Regions from separate parts of the Homo sapiens genome. Here region 2 is linked to region 1. The links are chromatin loops, found by intact Hi-C in ENCODE. Cell type or tissue: PC-9. All regions are shown on one strand. Links, peaks and the distances in the headings refer to the core of each region. The heading gives the core; the rest is flanking DNA.

Region 1 (9,853 bases), core at 1,117-9,116:
GCAGTCTGACAACTACCAATCTGCTTTCAGTATCCATGGATTTGCTCATTCTGGATATTTTCTATAAATAGAATCATATAATGTGTGGCCTTGTGTGTCTGGCTTCTTTCACTTATCATAATGTTTTCAAGATTCATCCATTTGTATCATAATCCAGTGCTTTCTTCCTTTTTATGGCTGAATAATATTCCATAGTATGATATGCCACATTTTCCTTATTCAGTAATTTGGCAATAGACATTTGGGTGTTTCTTTCTTTTGTCTATTGTGAATAGTGCTTCTATGAACATTTGTGTACAAGTTTCTGTTTTAACACTTGTTTTTCATGAGTATATACCTAGAATTGCTGGGTAACATGGTAATTCTATGTTTACCTTATTAAAGAAATGCCAAACTGTTGTATACAGTGGTTGTACCACTTTACGTTTCCACCAGCAGCAATGTGGTTCCAATTTCTTCGTGTCCTCACCAACACTTATTATACTCCATGTTTAAAATTATAGCCATTCTGAGTGAGTGTGAAGTCGTATATGACTATAGTTTTAACCTGCATTTTCCTAATGACTAGTGACATTGAGCATCTTTCCATATACTTCTCAGCCATTTGTATATCTTCTTTGGAGAAAATTCTATCCAGGCCCTGTGCACATTTTTTAACTGCATTGTTTGACTTTTTGTTGTTGGGATATAGGAGTTCTTTATATAATTTGCAAATATTTTCTCCCATTCTATGAATTGTCTTTTCACTCTGTTGATAGTATCCTTTGATGAACAAAAGTTTTTACTTTTGACAAAGTCTAATTTATCTGTTTTTTATTGCTTGCAGAAAGGCACCCAAGTTGATTATGATTTTTATGACCATGATTATAGCAGTAAAACAACTAATCTTGCACTGACAGTATTACCAAGATCCTATCTGTTGAGGATAGTATATTTCTGATAGCTAGATTTGCTTTAGGTGTATATATGTAAGAGTATCAAAAATTATGCCCATTCATTTACCTGTGTCTTTTTCAATTAAAAGATACTTTTTATTAGCATAAGTATTTCCCTTTAATTTTGATTATAAATAAATTTCATGCCTTATTTAGAAGGGTTAAAGAAAAATAAAAAACAAAACTGCTAAGTAGAAATTGTTTAGCTATCATGACTTACCTGTTATAGTTTCATTGGTCTAAGCATTTACTTTTATATAATCTGTTTGCATTTCACATTTACTTTGCTCATCAAAAATTTATTGAGCATCTACCACATGCTTGATAATATGCCAAGCACCAAAGATAGGAAGATAAAAAGACCTGATCTCTGTACTCATGGTTTTCACCATCTTGCAGGACACAAGAACATAGATGCTGAAAAGATTATACTACACAGGAGATTTCTATAGGAGAATGAGACTAAAGTGCTGTGAGATCACAAAAGAAAGAATTGCGAACTGTATTCTTTTGGTGATGGGAACTCAAAAGAATTATTTTGGGCAAGGGAGTTCCATGAACTCATTTAATTTTTTTGAAATGTAATTCTGGCAGCAATGTAAGCGTGGACCGAACTAGAATAGACCAAAATCAGGCAGTGAAGTCAGTAAGAATGGGTACTTTGGAAATGAATTCGCACCATACTCTTGTTCAGCCCTTAGAATTGTTCTAAAATGTTTTAGATATTGCTGTGACGTAGGTTTCTTGAACTCTTATTGGGGAAAGTTTCAAACATATAAAAAATTCTTTCATGTACCATCAGCACAGCTTCAACAGTTATCAAAAACATGCCCAGTCTCATTTCACTGATTGTCCCCCATAGCCCCCTTCCCAGGTATTTTGAAGCAAATCTCAGACATTATATTATTTCATCTGTGAAGATTTTTATGTAACTCCAACAGATAAGAACGCTTAAAAAATATCTCAATAATATTATCCTACCTAAATAAAGTTAATAATACTTTATTAATGGAATGAGGTTTTTAAAACTTAAGGATTTATGTAAATATTCACATATAAAATTCTGTATTATTTCTTATGGAGAATTTTTTTCCTTAATACCTTTGGTAAGGGATGCAGGAGTGATTGAGTTTCTTAAAAACTAAAATCGTTCTTCTTCAAATACATACAAAATATACAGTTCTCAGAGCCACATCAGTTATTAGCTCTTTTATTACATGTGTATAATAGGGAAGTTTCTACTTTGTTATATACTCATAGTTTGAAAACAATATGTATAAGTTGAGCTGTTGAGGAATTTTCCTTTGAGATTTTTTTTTACTCAATAATAATTCCTCACGTTTGTGTCATGCCTTGAATTCTCCAAAGTGCTTTCATGTCTATTATCTAGTGAACTCTGAGAGTTCTGCTGTGCAAAGACGTCTATTATCTACTGTTTACAGTTTTTTTTTTAATCAATTTTACTTTGTTGCGGCTTTTGGGCTTGGAATGAAATAATAAACAATATATGCAAAATCCTCTACTTGCGAGCCAAGAGAGACTTTGTAGTCAAGCCTGCATAAGGATGAAAGGAAATTAGTGTAACATCTCATCAGTTATAATTTACTTAATCTTCTGTAGTATGGGAATATTTGGCATTTATACACACACACACTACACACACGTGTATAAGGATTTTAAATCCATAATTACAACTCAGTATTTTCCATGGGCTCAAAACCCACCTATAAATTTCCCGAACCATTTGGAAAGGGTTGTATTAATAGTAAGATTAAGAAACATGGCAACACATGAATTAGGAAGGGTTTGGGGCTGAAACATTCCAAGAGATCACTCATAATTGATGCCCCATCCTTTTTATCATTCTTTAATTTTTGTTAACGTGCCCAGACATGCACTAGACACAGTTATCTTCAAAACATTCTGTAGTAGAATAGCTTGGTGTCTGTTAACCGAAGACATGATACAAGCATCATATTTAATATCAACTTTTGCTGTTCACCCATAAAATACAGAACATTGAAGCACTCTTTTTAAACACAGCAAAAATCTGCCCCATGATTAGAAAGGAGTACAGAGGTTGACACTCCACTCTGTACTCCAGAGGTGTGCTCTGGAGTAGTACAAACGGGTTTACAAACTGCTAGAGTTAAGGAAGCTGCATGATCTGTCTTCCGATTTAGTTTCCTGCAGTGGTGGACTGGAGTCTATTTTACCTGATCCAAAGAGCTGATGTTAAATATGCAAGAATTTTGCAAACTAGTATTTAAACTGTCAGTTGCTTGAAATCAGCCAGGGTGGGAGTATTTACACCACAAAAATGAGTCAACTGTCAATCTGGCTTCCCTCTCATCCCCCAGAGCCATTTTACCAGCACACCACTGCCTCCCGGGTAAGTTTAAGGATAAAATGAGTTAGTTTATGTAAAGCGCTTTTCATAGAGCTCCCCATAGACAAAGCATTCAGTAAATGCTAGCTACCATTATTGTTATTATTATTTGCCATTGAAAATAAATGCAGCCAACTCTCAACTGTTTATCAAATTGATAAATCATCTATGTCCTATGTTTGTTTGCTTTTGTCCCTATTTGACAATTTTACTAGCAGCATACAAGGGAATATGTTCGGGCATAGGAAAAAAAAGCAGTGAAATCCTAATCAATCCATGGTAGTGCTTATTATTATAGCATTGTGATCTTGACAAAATATTTGCTGAGAGAGAAAGAATTAAAGTTGAAAAAAATGAAAATGGGATTATATCTAAATTTAAAATATTCACTCTATTTTTGTCTTCCTTAAAACAGCTCATCGAAATTCCATTATAAATAGAAAATGATAAAATAATAATTTTGAACAATTGTAGAAAAATATGACAAGTCTGTATTTCAGTGATAAATCATAGAATTCCTGACACACATTATCTTAGGCCAAAAAGGGAATTATTGGTTCTTGTAAATCTCAAAGGTAAAAATCAAAGGATAGGTCTGTGTTTGAACACACCTTGATGCAGGATCACATTAGGCCATGAGTGCTCGGTTTCTCTGGCTTCTATTAGATTATTGCTATTTCCAGTCTCCACGTGGCAGCCTCAGCAGCTCCAAACTCTGCCTTTAAAGTGGAATGCTCTTCCCAAAATCATGTCTCTCAGGAAAGAGAAACTCTTTTTTTTTTCTTTTTTTAAATAGTTCCTGTAAAATTCCTGAAGTTTATTTTGATTGATCTGGCTTTGGCCACACATCTGATGCCAGTTTGGGAGAATATCTAATGGGGTAAAGGTAATTTATTTAAAAAAAAAAACTGTAAGAGTATATCTAACAGGGTAAAGGTAATTTGTTCCCCCTCCCCATCAAAAAAAAAAAAAAAAAAAAAAACCTGTGGTGTTATTACACTAAGATAAAATGGATGTCATGCAACCAAAATACAATTGTCTACTCCAAATTATCTTCATTGTAATTGAATTCATGTTGATGGCAACTCATGTATACATGTAGAGCTAGCACACTGCTTTCTCTTGGAACACAGTTCTGATAATAACCTTCTCAGATCAAGTTTCAGCCCAGGGCACTTCTGAAGCCATTAAAGACCCTAGTCATAAAGAGGCAAAAATAGAGATAGTATCACTACAGGAACTAATTTGAGAAACCCGGGTAAAAGAGTGTTTTAAAAAGCAAATGCTAGCCAAAAAATAATTTATAACACCTCCTGCCAGGCAAAGTTCAAGTTTCAGCTAATAGGAGAATATTCCTGGTATGATCTCGGTGCCTTCCTTAACCAAGAATTAGAGCCCCATGGTACAATGACCTTAGAAATTTTGAAAGCAGTAGCACCAGGAAAAGTGAGAGGTCAAAACTCTGTGTGTTCTGTAATGGACACAAACCTGTTGGCATTTAAAAATTCCACAGTGTTTTGCTGTCAAATTTGTTTTAGAATTTCATTTCAGGAAAGTAAGTTCTAACTCTAATGTTATGGAGAAGTTTAAATATTTATACCAGAAAAAATAAAAAGCACAAAACCCTCTACCCTAGAGTCTCAACCATTGACAAGTTACATAATTCTAACGAGTGTAAAGTATCAAGCTCTGTACATCTTGCTCTCTGCTGGGAAGGTGATGCTTCTGTTTCTCTTGGCTGTAAGTTTGTTTGGCCTGAGCTGGATGTCAGCCTGATTCCTAACCCTCCTCATGGAGTCACAGGCTGTAATGCATGAGTCACAGAGGTTAAAATGCAGCCTTTTCTGGTTTATATTGTATGTGGATTCTGTAATAGTCTTGGAATAGTGTTCTGTGATTCATATCCTAGTCTGGTATGCCTTAGCCAAATGCATCTCCTGGTCTGGTGATGTATATTGAGAGCCCTACGACGCTTATTGAGTATGGAGTGATTTAAGGAAACCATTTTTCTATCCCCTGGGAACTTTCTTTCTTATAATATCCCACCCAAATGTGATTTGTTTAAAACATTGTGATGCTCACCTTTATCTTCACCATTAAATATGTCATACTAAATAATCTTGTGGCCATACCAAGGAAACACCAAATATAAGAAGAGCATTTATTTTACAAAAAAGAGGAGACACATCTGTAAGTATTTTGGAGGGTGAGCATATTTCCCGAAGATCTTGAGATTGGATGTTGGCACCCTGTGTGGCCCTGAAAAAAAAAAAAAAAACTATCTTGGGTCTTTTGTAATTGAACTAGAAACTGTACCAACCCAGAGTTTATAAACAGTATCATATAACATTCATTTTGAAATATACAGAAATGTTAATGAGGTGATGGATGTGAAATCAGCTTTTACTAAGAAATACAATGTGTGCCCGCATCAAGCAGTGGGAATAATTACCAATTTATTTTCTCCTATGAAAAAATGATACTCAGACATTAGTGGGATCTTGGAAAGGGATCTGCGTTATTTGTGGAAGTATCACTAAGGCTAAACAACTGTGGCACCAAAGGACAGGCAGCATAATTTTCTAAAATATAGAAAAATTTAAAAGAGGCATTGCCAGAAAATAAATGAGAATGTTCATTCTCGCTAAGTTCTATGAGTAATGTAAACATATCTGGCATTTGTCCCCACTTTCTTCCTGGGACCTTTAAAATGAAAGTTTAGTGATTTATTCTTAATCGCCCACAAGCTGTTAGGTACCCTGTGGCTTGTAGCCATCAGAATTAATTGCAGGTGGCTTTGCGGGTCTGCAGCATGCAGTAAACATGATCATGATGGATTCCTAACACAACCTGGCTGGCTTAGGGTAATTAGCTCTGGATCCCTTCTTCTTGTTCTGAAGTATGTTTAATTCTCCGTGGATTTCTGAAGCAATATTTTGTCTTTCTTGAAAGAAAATTGAAGAAAGTCTGTGAAATAGAAAAATAATTGGACTAAACTCTCAATTTTTTGGAAGGGGAAATGTGGGGGAAACGGGGAGATAAGTTAAAGGCTGAAGCACTTCTGTGAAACTGTTTCTCTAAAGCAGAAAAAGAAGAGTGAATTTAGTGATGGTATATTTACCCTGGAATTTAAGAGGAATAACTCTTTCTGGTGTTCAGAAGTCCATACTTACTGATGTACTGTAAAACCTTGCCCTTCTAAGTGTGGTCCTGGGACCAGCAACGTCAGCATCACCTGGGAGCTAATTAGAGATGGAAAATCTTGGCCACTCCAGACCTGAATCAGAATCTGCATTTTAACCTGGACCAAGGCGATTGGCATTCTTATCAACATTTGAGAACCATTGATGTAATCCATGGTTAGAATATTTGATTTACTTAGAGAGCTTATCATTCTGTCTAGAAGGCATTTATATTCCAGTTATGATTGCCAGAAAGTCCCAGAAAGAAGCAGGTGCAATGCTGTTCCCTGGGAGACCAGGCTGTGAGGGCAGCAGCCATGCCTCTCTGGTCTTTGGATTCCCAGCACCTAGCTCAGTGTATGAAATGTTAAGGTGGATGAATGGATAGGTGAATGGATGGATAGATGGATGGAGGGATGGATGGATGAATGAGTGGATGAAAAGCGTGGTAAACCCCTGAAAAAACGAAAGATGAAGTGAATATTTTTAAAAAATCAATTACAAGCAGATTTTTTGTGTTATTCCATAGTATAGGCTAGCTTAATATCACAATCACAGTAGATTACATGGCAGGCTAACAAAGTCTTATTTTGAAAATTGGACAGTTGTAGGCCTCCAACAGCCTGTGGAGCGAGGTTTGGTTTGTGGAAGGGTGTTATTCCAGCAGAGAAGAATACCTTCCCTTCCCCGAACTCATCTGCTGCTGCATTAGTGCCCTCTATTGCTATGTTCCTTTTTTCTAGCTAGGCCCTATTTCCACAGCTGGAGTATAAACTTTTTTTTTCTTTCTTTTTTTTTTTTTTTTTTTTGAGACAGAGTCTCGCTGTCGCCCGGGCTGGAGTGCAGTGGCGCACTCTCAGCTCACTGCAGGCTCCGCCCCCCAGGTTCACGCCATTCTCCTGCCTCAGCCTCCCGAGTAGCTGGGACTACAGGCGCCCGCCGCCTCGCCCGGCTAGTTTTTTGTATTTTTAGTAGAGACGGGGTTTCACCGTGTTAGCCAGGATGATCTCGATCTCCTGACCTCGTGATCCGCCCGCCTCGGCCTCCCAAAGTGCTGGGATTACAGGCGTGGGCCACCGCGCCCGGCCAGCTGGAGTATAAACCTTTTAAAGGCAGGACTCTGCCTGCAACATTGACTCCCCTGCCCCCAGCACATGTCCGCTAACCTAAACCAATGGCTTTTTAATTTTTGCATATTTTTAAATAGTGCCTGTCCTTTGGTGCCACAGTTGTATAGCCTTAATGATACTTCTGCAAATAATGGGGATCCCTTTCTTTCTAAGATCCCGGTAATGCTGCTCATGCCACATTGGCTAATGCTGAGAGCTTATGACAACATGAAGAAATTCACTCCAGGGAGTAACAATCTGTGTCCTCTTTTCTCATCCCTAAATCCACCATTTCTTTTGGAAATAGGAATGATGTCTTTTTATTTTTTTAATTTTTTGTTTAAACAATTACTGGTTCTGTTGTCCAGGCTGGAGTACTGGGGTGCAATCATGGCTCACTGCAGCCTTGGCCTCCCTGGGCTCAAGTGATTCTCCCACCTCAGCCTCCCAAATGTCTTTTTATCATTGGCTCATTTTATTGCATTCAATGAATTGTTGGAAATTAGAGCCAGCCAAAAATTGTATAAATATTGGGCTGTGTCTGCTTCTCTGACACTAGATGAAGATGGCATTTGTGCCTGTGTGTCTGTGGGGTCCTCAGGAAGCTCTTCTCCTTGAGAGGCCTTGCCAGTGCCAGCCTCATCAGAGGGCAGCTTGGGAGGAGACCCCCCCGCCATGCTTATAGCTTGAATGGATTCCTGAGATGATGTTTCATGGTGCAGAGGCAGAGGAAGGGCGGGATAGTGAGTGGAAGAAGCATTGGCCATGAAATCAGAAAACCTTGATTTGAACTGTAACTCTCCTACTCACTACTTGTGTGATCTTGGCAATTTTCATCATGTCTGTGAAATACATTGTACAGTGCGTGACAGGGAGTCAGCATTCACCATTTGCTAGTTTCCCTTGCCTCTCTGAGCCTGTTTCCTCATTATGATGCATAAAAATATCACATACTTTAGCACTTGTCACATAAAACGTGCATAATGAATGCTTTTGATTCCCTCCCCGTTTGCTGGTCCCGGGTACCACCCACACTGTTTGGCACTCCCTGTTTCTCTGTGTTGGATCTTCTTAAAGTGTTCTATTGGATGACCTTCACTTGTCCCTTGATGCCATGGTCAGAAATCATGGTCTATCTGCCAAGTGGACTTTCTTCCATCCAGTAGTTTCTGTCCATCCCTGACCACCCACTAGATCCTCCATTTACCCAGCACATGTTTCAAGATCCAGGATCTCCCACTACTAAGTAAAAAAACTTGTGCTATTTGCCACTGGAAACTGACTTGAAAACACCGGAATCCAGAAGGTTTATTCTTGGGGCACTTCCTCTTCAAATTCCAGTACTTTTGGCATTTTTGACACAAATACAAATTTTATAAATTATTTCTTTAAAAATAAAGTATATAGGTTCATCGTAGAAGAAAAATTGACTTAAATATAGATAGTAAAAAGGAAGAAAAAGTTCAGTTGTAATCCTATTATACACAGAGAACAATTATTTGTCACCTTGGTGGATAGCCTTTTAATTTTTATATATGACCCAGCACAGTGGCTCAGGCCTGTAATCTTAGCACTTCGGGAGACCAAGGTGGTCAGATTGCTTGAGCTCAGGAGTTCAAGACCAGCCTGAGCAACACAGTGAAACCCTGTCTTTACAAAAAATACGAAAAATTTATCCAGGCCTGATGGTTTGTGCTTGTAGTCCCAGCTACTTGGGGGGCTGAGGTGGAAGGATGGCTTGAGCCCAGGAGGTCAAGGCTGCAGTGAGCAGAGATCAGGCCACTGCACTCCAGCCTGGGTGACAAAATGAGACCTCTTTAGAAAAAAAAACTTTATATAAATGAATATATAATATATGTAATACATTTTATACAAATATACAAATAAATGCATATAATATAAAATGCATTAACATCTATTATATAAGTATATGTTAAAATATTTTTAGTATATAGGTATGTATTTGATCCATTGGCCTCTAACTATTCCATGTTTTCAGAAACACACACACAGTCTTAATGTTCTTAGAGTTTTATGGCTTATATTTTTTCCACCTGATTATCCCTTGTGCTACTGAATATAAATTATTGTTTAAACAAATCAATGCCTAGAACATTGCCTAGCCTATAGTAGTGTACAATGAATAAATATTTTGAGAATAAATGAGAAAACATATCCTAATGTAATTTTTGTGTAAATTTTGAGCTTTCAATGTTGGATTTTCTTTTAAATGGGGTA
Region 2 (9,853 bases), core at 671-8,670, 90 kb after region 1:
GGCCAGCCTGATTGAGACACTGGTTAATGGCAGTTTCAGGTAAAAGGGGAATTCTTCTTTAAAAAACAAAACTAACTTGCACAATAACTAAAGGGAAGGCATGGAACTTGTTTGGACCTGAATTCCAACAAGCCAACTGTAAGATGACATTTTGGGGACATGGAAATTTTAAATGCTAAGAAATTATTATTAAATTTGTTAGGTGTGATTATGGTATCTGGTTATATAACAAAATGGCATTTTTAAGAGGCAAACTCATGCATTTCGTGTAAAATATCAAGATGTCTAGAATTTGCTTTAAAATATCTAAAAAAATAGATGTAGCAAATAAAGCAAATGTTAATAACTGTTCAATCTAATGGGATATGTGAGGATTTTTTTTAACAAGTCTTTTTATAGTTTCAAATTTTACATGATGAAAAGTTTTTTAAATACAGATTTCTTAGCCCCAAATCTACCAAATCAAACTCTCTGGAGATTAAGCCTAGGAGTTTGTTATTATTTACCTCCTCTTTTTTTTTTTTATTTTTTAAAATCATATTATCAGGGTTTTTTTGGCTGGGTGCGGTAGCTCATGCCTGTAGTCCCAGCACTTTGGGAGGCCCAGGTGGGCAAATCTCTTGAGCCCAGGAGTTCAAGACCAGCCTGGGCAGCATGGTGAAACCCTGTCTCTACAAAAAATGCAAAAATTAGTTGGGCATGGTGACTCATGCCTGTGGTCCCAGCTCTTGAAAGGCTGAGAAACGAGGATCACCTGAGCCCAGGAGGTGGAGACTGCAGTGAGCTAAGATCATGCCACTGCACTCCAGCTTGAGCAACAGAACAAGACCCTGTCAAAAAAAAAAAAAAAAAAAAAAAGAAATAATTATATGTCATAGTTTAAGGTAACCATAAAATTGTAATAAAAAGCAGTGTTTTGTTTTAGAAACAAGATATTTTCAAGAAAAGAATACAAATAATAACTCTAATCAATTTCTAACATGTATACCCAAATATAAGTTCCTTAGAGTGGAACTGTTTGTGATTAGCATAATAAAGTTACGTACAATACTTCACATACTAAATTACTATCAAATTTCAGCAGTGACAATTTGATGTATCTTTTAAATAATGCAGCGATTAACACAGAAATTCAGTACATGCAGAATCCATGCTATTAATCCATTTCTTCGGTACTTTCAAAAATCTGAATCATATTTTTAAAATGTGATGGCAGGTTTACAGAACATGCCTGTGCATCATGCATGTAGTTCAGACAGTCTGCAAAAAGCAGATCAACGACATGATTAGCCATGTCCTAAGATACAACGTCCACAAATATGGATTTGTGAACTATCTTTTTTCTACATTGAAATGACTATATAACTACATCTTCATACACTGAAGTGTATATAATTGTTTTTTTAAGTGCTTGTCTGTTATCACCTAAAATCATGTGGCATACAATAAGTAGTACTCTTATTACACGTTGGGAGATAGTAACCTAATTTAAGACCAGCAAGAATACATCAGATTCTTTGCTAATAGGGAAGGAAGGAAAAAATTATTCCTCAAGGGAAAGAACTTTGCCATATTTGTATGACTTGTACCTAGCACAGTGTCTAAAATAGGCATGCAATACATGTCTGCGTGAATTAATGAATGAATGCTTATCCTCTCTCCGAATTATCTCTATCCCCTATTCCCAAAACCAATTATTTGTTAAGATGAAGGCTTTGATGAAAGCTCTTAGTCCATGAAAATTAAATTGCTGAGTCTGACCCCTTTGTAGGAAATGTAAAATCATGAAATTCAAGTACTCTTGGGAAATCCAAACAAATTTTCATTTACCAATGTCTATAAAAAAGGAAAAAAAAAAGATAAATTTACTAAAATACATAAATGTTAGCTTTTGACATTTTTTAAAACACTGGAAAAGGAAATAGAAAATTCCCTCTCACAAATTTGGAGGCAGCCTAGTTAGTATAACTTCGAGAATGCAGTCAGAAAGGCCAGGCTTGAACTCTGGCCCTGCCACTAGTTAGTGATATGTACCCTGGTAAAGCCACATAACTGCTTCAAGCTTCAGTTTTTTCATCTATAAAATGAAAACGTTAGATTAAATTATCTATATATTTTTTCCAGGTCTAAAATAGAGTCAATTTTCTGGTTATTCTTCTACCAGAGGCTACTGACCGGTGCTTGGTTGTTAAGCTGCTGCTTTTTTTCTTTTTTTCAAATGAGACAGGGTCTCAGTATATTGCCCAGGCTGGTCCCGAACTCCTGGGCTCCAGTGGTCCTCCTGCCTCAGCCTCCCGAGTAAGGCTTCAACTTCTTTACCAGTATTAAGCAGGCAGAGACCTGGTACTGTGGTTCACACCTGTAATTCCAGCACTTTGGGAGGCTGAGGTACAGAGGTCAGTTGAGGCCAGGAGTTTGAGAACAGCCTGGGAAACACAGTGAGACTCCATCTTCAATTCAATTCAAATAAATAAATAAGCAAGCAAGCTGGGCATATTAGCGTGTGCCTGTGATCCCAGCCACTCTGGAGACTGAGGCAAGAGGATCGTTTGACCTAGGAGTTTAAGTCTGCAGTAAGCTATGATTGTGGCACTGCACTGCACTCCAGCAGGACCCTATCTTTTTAAAACAAAACAAAACAAAAAGGAGGCAGAGTCTAGCTGTGTGCTTTTCAGGGACCCAATGCCATTCTGAATTACAGGAGCCCAAGTACTGGCAAACACAATCTTCAGCATATCAGTAAAAGCCCTTGGTTATCCAATTTTTTAAAAAGTAGATTTAGAAAATAATTTTAAGTGCTCTCATTTAGTTTAACGTTTTAAGTAAATTTTACCATAAGGCAGATTATTTAGCTTTTGAGAACACATTCTCTGCAGTCAGACTGGGTTGAAATCTAGCTTTAGAACTCAGGACAAAGGACTTCTGTGTGTCTCCTATTACCTCATATTTTTAAAAGTGATAAATAAATAATGCCATCTGCTTCACAGATTTGTTGGGAGGTAGAATAAAAAAATACTTGCAAAGTACTCTCTTAAGTAGAATACCTGACATGTAGTAATCACTCAGTAAAGCAGCTATAATTTATCTTTTCCATCGAGGCTTTATGTAGAAAAACACTCCTATTTTCCTGCTAAAGAACACAATAAAACAATCCCGTAGTGTACACCTAGCTCTTTACTCCGTCCTATATATGCTCACATTTGCAGCATGAGTGAGTTATGCAGTGGACAGGTCTATACAAACCTACTCCCAAAGTCCGAGAAAGCGGAAGGCAAAGAAAGAGGCTGACAAATTCAGTTTCTTAGGGAGAAACATTTAATAGGGACTTAGGAGCAGAAGTTGCGTCTGTGTCTTGGGCCTCAGGTGGTGGTGAGACAAGATGGTGGATCCCCGCCCCATTACTCCCCGGAGCCAGGGTTTATATAGGGAAAGGGTATGCATGATTCAGATGGGATGTGAAGGACAATTGAGGTTTGATAACATCAAGGTTGTTTTGACCTAAGGGCAGGATTTAAACAAATTACAAAAGATAAACTGGAAATCTTAGAGTCCTTCCCAGAAAAGGTTTAGTCATTAGTCAACATGGCAGATTAGCATCCAATGGAGTTGCTTTAGCCTTTGTGAGGAAAGCTGGTGGAGATCACTGCCTGACTGTTGGTCCATATTCCTGCCGTAAAGTTCTATTCCTTTCTGCCAATAACTAAATTGCGCTGGCTGGGCAGCTGGAGGAAAGGAGCCCTGTGAAATGCTGACTTGTGTTGAAGATGGCTCAGGAAGTCCCTGGACTCCCTAGCCTCCTCCTGTTTTTGTGAGGCAAATGAGATAATGCTGGTGGATTAAAAACTATAAAATGCTGTCCAAGTGTTAGTTATCATATGAAAGGTTAAATTTGATGATAAAGTTTAGAGGGGAAAAGGCCAGAATGTGGGATGTGACCCCTTAAAGGTCTTCGTTGTTACAAGGTAAGGTGCTTGTTTCCCCGGGGCCACGGAGTTGTTGTTTATAGGTCCCCATTAAGCACTGTGAGAGGGGTGACGTGAGGGGAGAAGCAGGGAGCCCCTTTCCCAAGAGGGCTAAGAAAGAAAAGTAAGGGTGAGGCCACTGTAGAGAAAAAAGACCAGATTCATTCTGAAACATTTTCTCACATTAATAAACATTTTAAGTAAATAGTAATTGTAGGCTGGGCACAGTGGCTCATGCCTGTAATCCCAGCACTTTGGGAGGTTGAGGTGGGAGGATGGCTTAAGCCCAGGAGTTTGAGACCAGTCTGGGCAACACAGGGAGACCCTGTCTCTACAAATAATAATAATTAGCTGGGCATGGTGGTGTACACCTATAGTTCCAACTACGTGGGAGGCTGAAGTGGGAGGATTGCTTGAGCCTGGGAGGTCAAGGCTGCAGTGAGTTGTAATCCTGCCACTGCACTCCAGCCTGGGTGACGGAGCGTGACCCTGTCTCAAAAAAGAGAAAAAAACTGCATTTCACATTTAAAAAATAAATCTTCATTTTTCTTTAAAATAATTGGCAGAAAATTCTACCTAAGGAAAGGAAGAAACATTTTGAATAAAAACCATTACATCAAAATCCTTGAAAAATTGATTTTATTCTGTAATTGATTTATGTGCTCCCATATTTAGTATGTAAATAATGTCAAATATATGTCATTCTTTTATTTTAGGATCACATTGTTGATACACACAGGCACACACACACACACACACACACACACACACACACATATATTTGGAAGTAAGAAGCATGCTACCACTGGCTAGGAATAGTTGGGGGAGGGGGTAGGAAACTGACCTAGAGCAAATGGCATCTTATCAGCGCAGATACAATTAGCAACATTTTACTGTACCACACATACTTGCAATGCAGTGTATCTAAAAACAAACTTAAAGGAAATGGAGAACAGAAAAACATTTTCCCCAGTTAATTTCTATAAGTCACAAGAAGGATTTCATTATAAAGTAGGAATTACAAACAGTAGGGGCAAAAAAGTAAGGAATAAAGATTAAATTCACAAAACAAGTTGGTATCTTTACCTTTTCATGACTGTGATCCATAAATCCAACTAAATCAGTTTTTTCAAGTCCATTCCAATTTAACTCATCTTCTCTGGATCCCCCTAAAAGATTTTAATGGCTGGCTTGTCTCGAAACTCAGGGACATTTATTTGTGAGTTCTCCAAGATGCTGAGTAAGACGGCAATCTTTAAGAAATAAAGTCTGCCAAGCGTGGTGGCTCACGCCTGTAATACCAGCACTTTGGGAGGCCAAGGTGGAAGGATGGCTTCAGCCCAGGAGTTTGAGACCAGGACCAGCCTGGACAACACAGTGAACCCTTGTGTCTACAAAAATTTACAAAATTAGTTGAGTGTGGTTGCATAAGCCTGTAGTCGTCACTACTTGGAAGGCTGAGGTGGGGGGATCACGAGTCCAGGAGTTTGAGGTTGCAGAGAGCTATGATCACACCACTGTATTCCAGCCTGGATGACAGAGCAAGACCTTGTCTTAAAAAAAAAAGTTTGCCAAATTCCTTCCATGGGTAATAAGCTGAGTGAGAGCGGATAGCATAGTGCCAATCCCCAATGCCAGTGCAAACAGTAACTCTGTCCCTACTACTCCATTGAGACTGGGAGCCTCCAGATGTGGGTGGTTCCGCATTGTTCACATTCCTCCTGGAGACACTTACTGCCGGGCTACTGCTCCGGGAGCCACAGCTGACAGATGAGCCTCTTGTTCCATGCTAGATTTTACAACCTGGCTCCCGCAATGATAGGGACTGAAGGCAAAGGTGATTCCAGGGGACTGTCAGTCAGCTCCCCATTTGTGACCCAGATTGTCCAACTTTCTCCTTTATACTGAGTGTATGGCTCAAATGAAGCAATTAGAAACTTGAAGGACAAAAGCTGAGTTGCAGATGGAATGTAGAGGGGTGTAGCAACCTATCTGAGAACTTTGATCATTCTTTTTTAGTCTGATCAATTTAAGACACAGTAGAGCTTACACTGTTGGAATGGAAGAGGTGTCATCCAACACTGCCCTATTGACTCCTTCTTGCCAAATGACCTCACATAATTCCTTGTAATTATTTTTAAATGTTCTACCCACTAGAAATGGGCTAAGAATTTTGTTCCCAGTCCTTCCTGTTCCATATACATATCTAAGTTTGAATCAGTTTGAGCAGGGACATATCTTGGGTTCTTCTCCCGGTTTTCTGATACATAGTTTTTGCTGTCCGAAAATCAGCCACTCTCTGCTAAGAAAGTGGACACTTCAAGTGTCAGGATTTTTTTTTTTTATTAAAACTAGGTGTTCCCATTTTTTGCCACAGGACTTTTCTTTTCCTTTGTTTTTTAAAAAATTATTTACATACTTCTCTGCCGAGTTCACACACAAAAATAATTATTACATCCCAGCACTTTGGGAGACTGAGGCGGGCGGATCACGAGGTCAGGAGATCGAGACCATGCTGACCAACACGGTGAAACCCTGTCTCTACTAAAAATACAAAAAATTAGCCGGGCGTCGTGGCAGGCGCCTGTAGTCCCAGCTAATCGGGAGGCTGAGGCAGGAGAATGGCGTGAACCCGGTAGGCGGAGCTTGCAGCGAGCTGAGATTGCGCCACTGCACTCCAGCCTGGGTGACAGAGCAAGACTCCATCTCAAAAAAAAAAAATAATTATTATTATTAAACTCCACTATTAATAAGCTACTAACTTTGGGTAACTTGTCTGTTTTCTGGTTTCATTATTTGTAAAATAGGAATTATGATGGTACCTATTTCATGATGTGCTGTTATGACTAAATTAGATAATAAACCTAAACTTGGCATAGCATCTAAAACACACAGTAAACAGTAGATGATCAGCTGTCATTATTTTAAATGATTATTTCAAATGCGTTGCATTCCTGGAAACCACCCTTTTGAACTTGTCGTTCATAGAATAAAACAGTATCTATCCATGCAACCTCGTATTTATCTATGAGCCAAAGCCCTTAGTGGGTCAGTACAGTGGAGATGAAATATGTCCCTAAATATATGTAAAATATAGAGATATCTATTAGGCAGCATCAAAAGAGCAAGCTATGAATGGGAAGGAGTAGAAATTGGGATGCCTGTATATCCTGTTCAGTCTGTATTCCATTTTCTTTGAGCTGCCCTTCAGCATATTTATGGAAATGTTAATTAAGAATATGATTCATGTATACATTATTAGGTTGATGTAGAAGCTTCTGGGGACTAGATGCAATTATGTTATTCACTAAGACTGGTAGGTTCCAGTGCTTTCTTTAGTTGAATGACTTCTTATTGACCAAATTAATAATTACAGTTTTAGTTATTCCATTAACATCCCAGAAAATTAAAAACAGGCAGTCCTTCCCCAATCTGAATTAGATGCACTGACGTCAATGTCCTTATTGTGACAAAAAGATTACTAATCACATTTTACCACATTCCTCCCCCTCCACGTTTTTATTCCTTGGAAGGTAAGGATAGAGTTACAATACCTAAAGCATTTTGGGGCTTCAAATTAAACATTTCAGAAATATTTTAGATCTGGCCTCTTCATTTAAAACTTGTTTTAGTATAAGCATCAACAGGGCAACTACCTGTATGTCATGAATGGGTATCAAAATCATTTGGATCTTTTTGCTGATATTTTAATTGGAGATTCCTGGCCCTGTCACCAGTTCTTAAATGGTACTGATACATTGCCAAGTTTGGAAACCACTGTCTAAAAGCAATCAGCTAATAAGTCTAAGTGGAAATCAGGCAATATTTGAAAAAGGTGCTTAATGATCCCGTTTACAACTATTCTTCTTGGGTTTTGTCTTCATGAGAATTTGAGTATATTTGAATTCATAATTATATATTCTTTATTGTAAATGCTAGTGATATGATGAACAATAAAAGTATAAAAATAAGAAAATGGCTTTAATCCATATGAATCTGATTGGTTTGATTTATACAAACAATTCTTGATAGCCCTAATAATCATTTCAATGTTTACTTCTACATATTTGGCAGTAGCTATTTGTTTAAAACACACATAGTTTCATCTATTAAATATATTTCTACTAAACCACTTAAAAATAAAATTTAGCAAATTATTTAAGTAATGATAATTTTCCATGGTAAGAGCTAATATCCACTAACTTCTGGTTAAATTTTGGAGTTTATACTTTATTAACATAACTTTCCTTTTTTTTTTCTTTTTTGACAGAGTCTTGCTCTGTCACCCAGGCTGGAGTACAGTGGCACGATCTCAGCTCACTGCAACCTCCACCTCCCAGGTTCAAGCAATTCTCACGCCTCAGCCTCCCAAGTAGCTGGGATTATAGGCGATGCCACCACACCCTGCTAATTTTTTGTATTTATTTATTTATTTAGTAGAGAGGGGGTTTCCCTATGTTGGCCAGGCTGGTCTTGAACTCCTGTCCTCAAGTGATCCATTCGCCTTAGCCTCCCAAAGTGCTGGGATTACAGGTGTGAGCCACCATGCCCTGCCTATTCTCCTCCTTTAAGACTTAATTTTTGTTCAATAAATTGATTCTTCATTGCTATTAAGTGAAAAGCTTAGGTTTCCAACTTTTTTCTTTTGGGTCTTCACTATTGTTTAATTGGGATTAAGATAAATCTTATCCTACCTCTGTTGAGAAAGAGTCTCCTATTTACCTTTCCCCTCAAAATCTCTACATACTAAAAAAGAAGGTGATCTAGGACGAGATAAAATGTGTACTGAACGTCTTGGGGCTGTGGGAAGATCCAAATAAAGTTAGGGGAACGGTGGAGGCAGAAACTGAGTCCAAATATCTCACTCTTTAGGTCCCAAAGACATGATCCTTCACCTCCAGCAACTTTTCAATAGACACTTGGCAGGCTCAGCCAGCATCCCCCAGATACTAACTGCCCTGACTCACAGGGCACCTCAATGTTCCAGTCAAGTTCACCCTTTCGATCAGTGGCTTTCAAGTCGGGGCAGCAATTCTTTGTTGTGAGGTTCTGTCCCCTGTGTTGTAGGACGTTGAGCAGCATCCCTAGCCTCTGCTTGCTGGAAGCCTACAGTAGCACTGTCCCTCCTCCCCGCTTTCCCCATAAAGCTGTGACACCAAAAATACCTCCAGACATTGCCAAATGTTCTCGTAGGGGCAAAATCACCCCCTATCCAAGGACCACTAGAAGTGACAAAATATGGCTTTGAAGGTTCCCTTGTCTCACGATTATCTCCCACCTTACAGATGCCAAAATTTATTAATAAGGCCACGTACCTTTTGTTTCACAATCATAGACTTAAAGGCTTAAACTGTAGGTACTAGTTTGAGGTGATTTTGGTGGGATTTCAGTGAAAGTACAACTAGTCAGTCATTAATGGCAAAGGGTTGGTTTTCAGAACCTTTCTGAGTCTGCTCAGAAGGGAACATAGTGAGAGAGAGAGAGGGTTTTCAACATCTGAAGTGGGCTACTTTTTAGAAAAAGGAGGCCAGAGGCCGGGCATGGTGGCTCACGCTTGTAATCCCAGCACTTTGGGAGGCCAAGGTGGGGGCATCACCTGAGGTCAGGAGTTTGAGACCAGCCTGGCCAACATTGTGAAACCCTGTCTCTACTAATAATAGAAAAATTAGTCAGGTGTGGCAGAGCACACCTGTAATGCCAGCTACTTGGGAGACTGAGGCAGAATTGCTTGAACCCGGAGGTGGAGGTTGCAGTGAGCCGAGATCACGCCATTGCCCTCCATCCTGGGCGACAAGAGAGAAACTCCATCTCCTAAGTAAATAAATAAATAAATAATACAAAGGAGGCTAGAGACTAAGAACAAACTTCCAAAGCTTGATTACTTTACCTGG

Evidence for each region. A loop is a pair of places that touch in the nucleus more often than their neighbours do. Peaks named below come from ENCODE experiments on the same cell type or tissue, not always from the same donor. Only the 100,000 strongest peaks of a DNase experiment are listed, where the experiment ranks them.
Region 2: it touches region 1 in a loop (4-fold over the local background); 4 of 110 quality-filtered maps call a loop at or near these places.

Annotation. Positions count from the first base shown.
Region 1 is chr14:51,542,301-51,552,153 of GRCh38, forward strand. The region is part of intron 2 of FRMD6-AS2 (FRMD6 antisense RNA 2); the gene reads right to left. It also overlaps a transcript of FRMD6 not described here. Among named protein-coding and RNA genes, the nearest start is that of FRMD6-AS2, 53 kb to the right of the region's middle. In PC-9, for the core only: no CTCF peak of the experiment used is centred there; a DNase peak (open chromatin) is centred at 5,141; H3K27ac peaks cover 2,932 bases.
Region 2 is chr14:51,632,764-51,642,616 of GRCh38, forward strand. It overlaps a transcript of FRMD6 not described here. Among named protein-coding and RNA genes, the nearest start is that of FRMD6-AS1, 14 kb to the right of the region's middle. In PC-9, for the core only: no CTCF peak of the experiment used is centred there; no DNase peak of the experiment used is centred there.